2 separate regions of the Homo sapiens genome follow, and region 1 is linked to region 2. Evidence: chromatin contacts called from ENCODE Hi-C or POLR2A ChIA-PET data. All regions are on one chromosome and are shown on one strand. Each heading gives the region's core, a stretch centred on a gene start or an enhancer-like site at or near the end of the contact. The rest is flanking DNA. Distances are from core to core; before and after follow the strand shown. Region 1 has its middle 7.6 kb from the start of STK24-AS1. Region 2 overlaps FARP1 (FERM, ARH/RhoGEF and pleckstrin domain protein 1).

Region 1 (4,792 bases), core at 521-3,020, 390 kb before region 2:
TTACCAGTTATAGATGTATTTTGGACCTTGCCTTTATCTTGAACTACAATTATGTATTACAGCTCACAGTCCAGGATGGCTCCTTTATCTCTTTCTGTCGACGCTACATATTCACATAAGATGGCTGTAGTTTCTTTTTATTCCTTTATGTTACTCTCTTAAACTTGTCCTGTTTGAACCCTATTCTATGGTTCTTACCACTCACCCAGTTTACCAAAATCACTCACTCAGGTCAGAGGTCAACAAACTATGGCTCCCAGGTACAAATCTGTCCTGCCACCTGTTTGTGTAAATAAAGTTTCATCACAATACAGTCATGTTCACTCTATAGGTATTGTCTATGGCTGCTTAGTGATATCACTGTGGAGTTGGGTAACTGGGGCAGAGACCACAAGGTTCATGAAGCCTAAAATATTTACTTTCTGGCCTTTATGGAAAAAGTTTGCCAGCCCCTGATCTAAAGGCTGGCTATCCTTCTAACTCTATAAGAAGATCTTGAACTTCATAAAGATTTCCTCACTGCCAGATTAAGCAGCTGCACAAACCAAACCCCCAGCTCCCCCACTCCAGTGGATACAGAGCTCTTATCTGCTCAGTATCACTTTATTTAGGGCTTTAGGGCGTACCACCCCCTCCTTCCTGAATAAATCATTCTCAGTTTCTGGATTCAGATGAGATTATCTTGTCCCCTCCCACCACCCCAGGCCACTCAGAGTCCTCCCTGCGACTCTTGGCAGATCTGTCATGAAAGACAGCTCCCTTTAATCTAGGCTCTCAACCTGTTAGCATGATGAAGGCCTAAGGCTGACAGCAACTGTCTTGCTCCCATATGGAAGGAGCCCACCTAATAGTTATGCCAGCAGAGGTCAGGGAGCCAAAATAGGAACCCACAGAGTCCTGATTCCCTTCTTTGAATCCCTAGATGGACTATTCAGAAGCCAGCTTCATGTTCTGCAATTTTCTTCTTAAAACTTGACTGTGACTGATTCATAAATACTAGAATTCCCTGTTACATGAGCCCATTAATTACTCTTTCTGCCTAAGTTAGTTTTCACAGGGTTTCTGTGAAACTGAAAGAGTCTGGACAAGCATAAAAACTGGGACCATGGCCAGGTGTGGTGGCAAACACCTGTAATCTCAGCCACCCAGGAGGCCGAGGCAGGAGAATGGCTTAAGCCCAGGAGTTCGAGGTCACAGTGTGCTATGATTGTTTCATTGCAGTCTAGCCTGGGTGATAGAGCAAGACCCTATCTCTATTAAATAAATACATAGAAACCGGGACCAGGAGTGAAAGGTGCCAGAAGAAAATTGATTAGGTAAATGGTATGCATGAGGCTGAGTGGAAGACAGCAGAAATCTCAGAGTTTGGGAAGTTGATGAGCCTTGGTGCCAGTGAACCTCGATTTGAAGCTGGCTTCATAGACCAAACCTCCAACTCCCCCATTCCAGTGGATACGGGACTGTTATCTGTTCAGTGTCACTTTTTTTAGGGTATACCATCCCCTCCTTCCTGAATAAATCATCCTCTGTCCCTAGATGCAGGAGGGATGATTTTATCCCCTCCCACCACCCCAGGCCAATCAGAGTCAGGTATCTCTTGTGCCTTTGGACTCAAATCACTTATAGACTTTGGATCTGGGAAGTGCAGAGAATGAAGTTTTACAATGGTGCTTCCTCATCGACATCAAGAAACACAGTCTGTGTCAGGCACCACTGATCTAAATAGATGAGGGTGCTCCCTGCCAGAGGCAATTGGCCTGGAGGCTTTCAATACCAGGCACTGCCCAGCTGTCTGGGACTCGGGGCACGGACGGCCACCGTAATGGTGTGCCACACAGCCCAGTGTTTAGGAAGTTCTTAGTCTAAAAAAACCAGGCTGAGTGTGCTGATTACTTTTGTGGCTTTCAGTAAGTTGCAAGAAGAAATAGACAGGCTTCAGCCGAATTGGCACATCAGGAGGCCATGCAGTCTTGGATAAAAGCCACGGAATCTTGCAGAAGGAGGACTTTCCAGCCTGCACCAACAATCCCAAATTGGAAGAGGCATGTTTCCTGCAGAATGCAAAAGCTGTATGAACGCTCCCAAGTTGGAGTAAGTGAGAGTTAGTCAGAGAGGCGGGTAAACACCTGGGAAGTAAGCCTGAGAGCAGGCTTACAGGCTGGGTGTGTGACCTGCATGGTCACACATCACCCCACACTTAGAAGGGCCCTATGCTTGGTTTACTGCTCTATTCTCATAGTCTTTAAACTATTAATATGCTTTGAACAAGGGCACACATTTTTATTTTGCAAATGTAGCTGGTCCTGCCTGGGACTCTGGAGAAGTCAGAGAATCAAGTGACCCTGATCCTCCAAGATCCTTGGATCTAGCACCAGGCTCCTCCCTCCTCCTGCTGAGTACTAATTACTGGCTGAGTAATAATTTCCCCCATTGCCAGGCCTGGGGTATATCCAGGGAAACAGGGGCAGATTAACCCTGCCTATCACCTCAATCAACTCACTCAGAGGCAGAGAACTACCCTGAAAGAATAAGACCTTGGGCCCTAAGGGGCAGAGGGCTGAGCTTCCAGTGATGAGGTTTAGATTCAAAAGCCTGGACTCAATAAGCTTCTGGCTGCGGTTTCTTCTCAGTTTTCAAGGGAGTTATATCACCAGGACAGTCCCAAACTTGATGACTGTTTAATTCCCTAAGCCCATGGCTCTCAAACTCTGTCCCAAGGTGCTCTTGGGTACTGCAGAAAATTCAGAGGTGCCCATATGCAATATTTTACTTTTTTTTTTTTTAGGAAATATAGTGAGATTCAACATCTGTCAGATGCCACACTGACGGGTAGCTCAGGTTAACATTAGATCATGCTATATTCTTTTCAGTGGTGTCATATTATTTGCAAAGTGGTTGCTTATATTTTTGGAAGTTATTGTGATTTAAAAACACACAAAAAATCAATGTGGAACAAAAAACGAAGGTGGCAATGTCCACTGTGATTCAAAGATTGGGAAGTTGTGCAGTGTCCAACAGGAACACATGTCCCATCAGTAATTGGGATTACTTAAGAATACAATGAAACTATTATTTTTAAATGTACAGTACTATTTCTTCAAATGGCTAAGTTACTAAGACAGGAGTCCATATTAATTTGTTTGTACCTATTTTCTTAAATTTTTTTTTTGAGACACAGTTTCATTCTGTCATCCAGGCTGGAGTGCAGTGGCACTATCTTGGCTCACTACAACCTCCGCTTCCTGGGTTCAAGCTATTCTCGTGCTTCAGTCTCCCAAGTAGATGAGATTACAGGCACCTGCCACCATGCCCAGCTAATTTTTGTATTATTAGTAGAGATGAGGTTTTGCCATGTTGGCCAGGCTGGTCTTGAACTCCTGACCTCACGTAATCCACGTGATCCACCTGCCTCGGCCTCCCAAAGTGCTGGGATTACAGGCATGAGTCACTGCACCCAGCCTCTATTTTCTTAACTAATTGGCCTGTTAGGTATTTCCTTTGGCCCAGAGATACTATAAAAAAAGTCACTGAGGCACTAAGGGTGCTATGAAGGAGAACATTGGGAACTCTGTTCCAGGATATTCCCCAGAACCCCACATCTTCACCAACAGGAGGTGGGCTGGTCAGTCTGTCCCAGAATTCTCTCCAAGGTGGCCATGGAGGACCACATAAAAGGGAGCATCTCCCAAAGAGCAGAGCCAAGTGCAGCCCAAGGGCTGACCCAGGCCCCCCGACCTTATCTTCCAGAAAGGTTTCATGTACATTACGGACTGATGGATGCCTGCTCCCTTCCTTTTCTTTTCCTTTCAAATGAGAGTTTTTAAGGTAGTTTTCAAACATATCCTCCTCCATAATATATTAAACACATGAAGGGTGATCACATTTACCAATTAGAGATTGCTGGCCTGTGAAGAGCCATATCTCAGCTTGAAAAAGAGAAAACCAGATTGTCCAGAGCCCCTGGACCAGGAAACAAATGGCCTCAGTAGAAGGCAGTAGGGTTGACTCGCTGTGGGGAAGAGGTGAGTGTATAAATGGTTACTCATGGACTGGCTGTATTATTTGGGGAGGGGAGTACACACAAGAAGTTCTACATATGGAAAAAGAGAACGTGTGTGTGCGTGCGTATGTGTGCATGCATGTCTGGGCAGCCAAGAAGTGGAATGTATTAGGCCAGGAATCTTCTTTGCGTGGGGGAACTGCCCCTTCCACATTCCATTGTTCCATTATGCCGTTCAGGTTGGACTCTCCCATTACTGTGCCTTCTTGCCCTTTGGTCCCAAGAATGGACATGCACAGATGTGAATTCCTCCACTACATTTGGCATATGGGCACTGGGTAAGAAAAGGTCACTCTCTTCTCTCTGGGATTACAAGGACCACATGGGGCAGCTCTTGACACCATACCTAGAGAACCTAGATGAGAGGTTCTCATCTAGGAGAGGCTGAGAAGAGGTGAGAGGCAGAGGAAGACAGAGTTGATTTTATCATTGAACTCATCTTCTTGGATTGATCCAAGCCTGATTTAGCCAAGTGTTGATTTTTGTTGCTGAACTAAAATGTCCCTTTTTTGCTTATGGAGGTCTGAGCTAAGTATTTGTCATTTGTTATTCAAAGACTTCTGACTAACAGTATCTCCAACGTAGCTTCTTTGGGAAACCAAATTTAAAAAATGGCAGGAAAATTAAGGTAAAAGACAACATGCTTGCCCTTTTTGCAGGTGAAGCTTTGATGATAGGGTAGTGTATAGGTCAACATTTTTGTGATGATTTTAAGCTGACTTAAGTTTTGTG
Region 2 (4,722 bases), core at 1,086-3,585:
TATGAGGGGAAATAAACATATGTAAGAAGAGTCTTGGCTGGGCGTAGTGGCTCACGCCTGTAATCCCAGCACTTTGGGAGGCCGAGGCGGGTGGATCACGAGGTCAGGAGTTCAAGACCAGTCTGGCCAATATGGTGAAACCCTGTCTCTACTAAAAATACAAAAATTAGCCAGGCGTGGTGGTGCAAGCCTGTAGTCTCAGCTACTTGGGAGGCTGAGGCAGAAGAATCGCTTGAACCCGGGAGACAGATGTTGCAGTGAGCCTAGATTGCACCACTGCACTCCAGCCTGGGCAACAGAGTGAGACTCCATCTCGAAAAAAAAAAAAAAGAACAGTCTGGTTGTCTGGTAATTGGCAACCATAATTATTGGAAGACAAGGGCTGGCAGCATGGCATCTTACTTGTGAATGGTTGCTGACACACCCTGCCGGGGTTTGCGTGTGTGACACGTATACAACTTGTGGCTTAGGTGAGGGACTGAAGAAACATAGACATCTCATTAAATCTACTTCACTTGATAAAATACCAACTCAAAATTAGACGGACCAAGTTCTTTTTTATTACTTGTACAAGCAAATTTCTCTGGCTTCCTCACTTTTCTGGTCAATTTAAAACAGCTGCCTATAATCAATAATTTTTCTTAAAATGGCCCAGGAAATTTTTCTGGAGATCATCTTTTTGAAAGTAGAATAACAAGTCAGCCGGGCGCAGTGACTCACACTTGTAATCCCAGCACTTTGGGAGGCTGTGGCAGGTGGACCACCTGAAGTCAGGAGTTGGAGACCAGCCTGGCCAACATGGTGAAACCCTGTCTCTACTAAACATACAGAAAATTACCCAGGCGTCGTAGCAGATGTCTGTAATCCCAGCTACTCGAAAGGCTGAGGCAGGAGAATCCCTTGAACCTGAGAGGCAGAGGTTGCAGTGAGCTGAAATCATGCCACTGCACTCCAGTCTGGGAGACAGAGCAAGACTCCATCTCAGAAAAAAAAAAGTAACAGTCAATGTTACATTGCTGGGGTTGATGGCAATGTGATTCAACACACACAGAAATCAATGTGGACCAATACCATAAATACCCATAATTTGTCACTTATAGGAATTTGGCTTTGGGAAATCATCCCAAGGAATAAAAAGGCTATAAACACAAGCAATAAAAAGGCTATAAACGCAAAGAAAGGTTAACCAAACTGTAGCATATCTGCTGCCTAGAACAGTCTACACTCAAAAATCACAAACATGAAGACTGTGAAATGCAGAGGACTCAATTTGTTATGATGTTAAAGTTTGTTTTTTTTTTAAAGAATTTAAAAATTGCTTCTGCACAACGAGTAGGAATACACAGTGTCTGGATGTCAGATGCAAAGAATTTGACTTGCTGGGGTTTCGGGACTACAAGTCATTTTTCTCTAAAATTTATTTATTTACTTACGTATTTAATTTATTTAAGACAGAGTCTTGCTCTGTCACCCAGGCTGGAGTGCAGTGGCATGATCTTGCCTCACTGCCACCTCTGCCTCCTGGGTTCAAGTGATTCTCCTGCTTCAGCCTCCCGAGTAGCTGAGATTACAGGCATGCGCCACCACACCCAGCTAACTTTTGTATTTTTAGTAGGGACGGGGTTTTTCCATGTTGGCCAAGTTGGTCTCAAACTCCTAACCTCAGGTGATCTGCCCGCCTCGGCCTCCCAAAGTGCTGGGATTACAGGCATGAGCCACTGTACCTGGCCAAATTTATTTAACTAAGAGGTTGGTCTTATTGCTATATTACAGGAAGGAAAAAAAGAAATACTGAAAATAAAATGAAGAAGCATAGTCTCCCAGAATGCTTTCATAATTGAGATGAAATTCACGTTGGTAGTCTATACAGTATGAACAGGTTTATATTCCAAATATTTACTCTCATATTGATGAATACTTCATACCCCAAAGCATTTTCCACTATTACATGGTGGAAGAGTTCTCAAGTCAACCCTGGAAAGCCCATTTCACCACGATGAAGCTTAACAACACTATGAACAAGACCTAACTGCTATTTAGTTTCATTTCTGTTGACAAGTATATTCTGAAGCCCAGTTCAACATCCCCAGTGCTCGTTTCACCCAGTCCGAGACTCCCAAGGTTGCTCTTTGATGTTGAGAACACAGGCAGTGTTCTCAAAGGTTAGTACGGTCAAGGGTTCTACAGGTTGAAGCTCCTGGAAATAGGAAAAACAGGCACCATTATGAGGAACCTAGCAGCATCAGAGGTCACCACGACAGCTGGGGTAGGCCCGGGAGTTCCCTTAATGCCTCCAGCAGTGTCGGGCCGGAGAGGAAAGGTCCTGGCCACGTTGCGTGTCAGCTCTGCTTTTAGGAAGGATTGGGCATGGGTGGGCACAGTGCCAGAGGCAGGACCGGGGGAGATGATAAGATGCAGTGTCCATATATCCAGAACACTTGTAATTGGTATTCTGGAGTCAAGGACTACCTATGTCACTGTTTTTATTTTAAAAAAGAAAATCATGGAATGATCACTCATAGATCTACTTGAAATATCATATGAGGCTGGGCATGTTGGCTCATGCCTGTAATCTAAGCACTTTGGGAGGCCAAGCGGGGAGAATCACTTGAGGCCAGAAGTTCAAGACCCTGTCTCTCCAAAAAAAAAAAAAAAAACTTAAAAAGCTGGGCATGGTGGCATGCACCTATAGTCCTAGCTTCTCAGGATGCTGAGATGGGAGGATGGCTTGAGACCAGGAGCTGAGACTGCAGTGAGCTATGATTGTGCCACTGCACTCCAGCCTCAGTAACAGAGCGAGACCCTGTTTCTAAAAATAATAATAAATAAGTAAATGAAATGTCATCTGATGCTTATTACCCATTTCCCAGCTGGGAAGGAAAGGGATCCTGCTAATTTCCTATCAGTCAACCTTGATTTTGCTTCTAATAAGTTTGGAAGATAAGAGAGAGCACAAAATAAACATATACAGAGTTAAAGACTTTGAGGTAGGAGCTTTTTCAACACTGATTTATAATGAATGTATCTCTAGAAACAACAGCCTGAGAAAAAGGGAAGTTCTCAGAGTTTTACCATTTACCCTGGTGGTGTGGAGGTACAATGCAGGAATAGAGTTTGTTGTAAAAGGTTTGCACCATAATTGTTCCTATATTGATGCAAAAAAACCTTGTAGAAAAGGAGAAAATTGTAAAATATTTTTAAAGGAAATGACAAAGAAGTGGGGATCTCTTTAATCCCACCACCATTAAAATTTTTCAGCGGATCAACTCAAAAAGAGAAAAGTTAATATAAAGCCATTACAGACAGGGTCAAGAGAACCAACGGTGCAGGGATGAGGGGGAGGGACAGTGGCAACTGGCCAAGAACAGAAGACAAGGGCAATCTTCGGTCACTAAATACAGACATTTCTAGTAAAGGAAACACGGTATAATTTGAAGACAGAGAACTTGCATGAAAAAGGTAAAAATGTTTTAAATAAGCAGTAAAAAATAATTTTTAATTAAGTTTTTCAACAAGAATAGCCAACCCAAAAGGCTTTGGTTAATAGAAATCACAAATCTCAACTGTTGCTCCTGAAATTGTGATAATACACCATCTATAACTGAAATCTTTCCTGGGAAACTGAAAATAAAAATGCAAAACAGATTTATTACATTATGCCTCAAACTAGTTTTTAAATTGAAAATTCAACGATGCCTGACTTGAGAAGTTTTCTATAATATGCATGGCAATAATAAGTAAATATTCTCCCTCTCGAATACGTATTTAATTTGAATACATATTGGGCTGGTTAGGGAATTTCTATTCCTACAACTTACATAATCTGGTTAACTAATTTATCATATACTCAAGTTCCTTTCTGTTCTGCTCATTATAATACCAGGTTTCTTAACAGAATCTTTAATGATTCTCTCATCATCAAAAGCTGTTCTTGTCTGCCTGTTAAAATGACCAAAGTATGGCACAAAAAATGAAAAAATACCTTCTGTGAACTTGGTCTGAAACAGTCCATGGTAATTTAGGTAGACAAAGAACATTTATTTAAGAATGCATTATAAATTAAAGGCCTTAAATATATTTTAAGTGCTTTTCCTGTACTGCTTTATGATGACCAAAAAAAAAAAAAAAGTACTCATTTCTGACCACAGCCTTAAGAAATCTGCCCCAGCTGCCTGATCTACTTGAAGCCCTGCAAGGGGGCATGGGTTCATGTTCTTGGCCACTGGGCACACCTGGCTCTTCCTCCTTGTTAAGGAGTACATTCCCACAGGCCAGCACCCATCAGGCAACCCAGCCCGGGCCATTCACTGGGGACATCATGGGAAGTGACCTGCATCACAGGACAAGGAGAGGAGAAAGACACTCCTGCCCTGAGGCCCGTCTGACACCTGTGGAGCTGGCGAGCCTTCATGGGCCTTATCGGTTTGCCACCAAGCTGGACTTGTAACCTCAGAAACATCCTGGGTCCAGGGCCAAAGACTGTCCTCAGCACACATAAGGTCAATTGGTATCAATGACAGAAAGGAGCCTGGGCCCATACGGTGAGCCTCGGATGTGCAGGACATGCGTCCCCGTTTCACCCCCCGAACACTTCTGAAGGAGGACTTCGCAGGGACTTCTCTCAAGGAAGGAGGGTCCTTCAGAGTGCAGGGGGTGTGGACACCGCAGACTCCACCTCCCTTAGAGCCATAGTGAAGCCCACAGGGGACCCGCAGGTCAGCC

The links. Hi-C counts contacts between places; a loop is a spot of excess contacts on that map. ChIA-PET counts read pairs that join two places held with the same protein, here RNA polymerase II (POLR2A).
Region 1: POLR2A ChIA-PET joins it to region 2 with 11 read pairs in A673. The contact joins two enhancer-like sites. A Hi-C loop is called at or near these places in 1 of 168 maps with a recorded cell type or tissue (sciatic nerve). POLR2A ChIA-PET finds 5 or more read pairs at or near these places in 3 of 52 experiments (A673, GM12878 and PC-9).

Annotation. Positions count from the first base shown.
Region 1 is chr13:98,582,474-98,587,265 of GRCh38, reverse strand. No RefSeq gene overlaps it. Among named protein-coding and RNA genes, the nearest start is that of STK24-AS1, 7.6 kb to the right of the region's middle. Within about 2 kb of position 1,770, at least 4 of the 41 ENCODE cell types and tissues checked have a DNase peak (open chromatin) inside an H3K27ac peak, as active enhancers do.
Region 2 is chr13:98,188,669-98,193,390 of GRCh38, reverse strand. The region is part of intron 1 of FARP1 (FERM, ARH/RhoGEF and pleckstrin domain protein 1); the gene reads right to left. Among named protein-coding and RNA genes, the nearest start is that of RNF113B, 14 kb to the right of the region's middle. Within about 2 kb of position 2,335, at least 3 of the 41 ENCODE cell types and tissues checked have a DNase peak (open chromatin) inside an H3K27ac peak, as active enhancers do.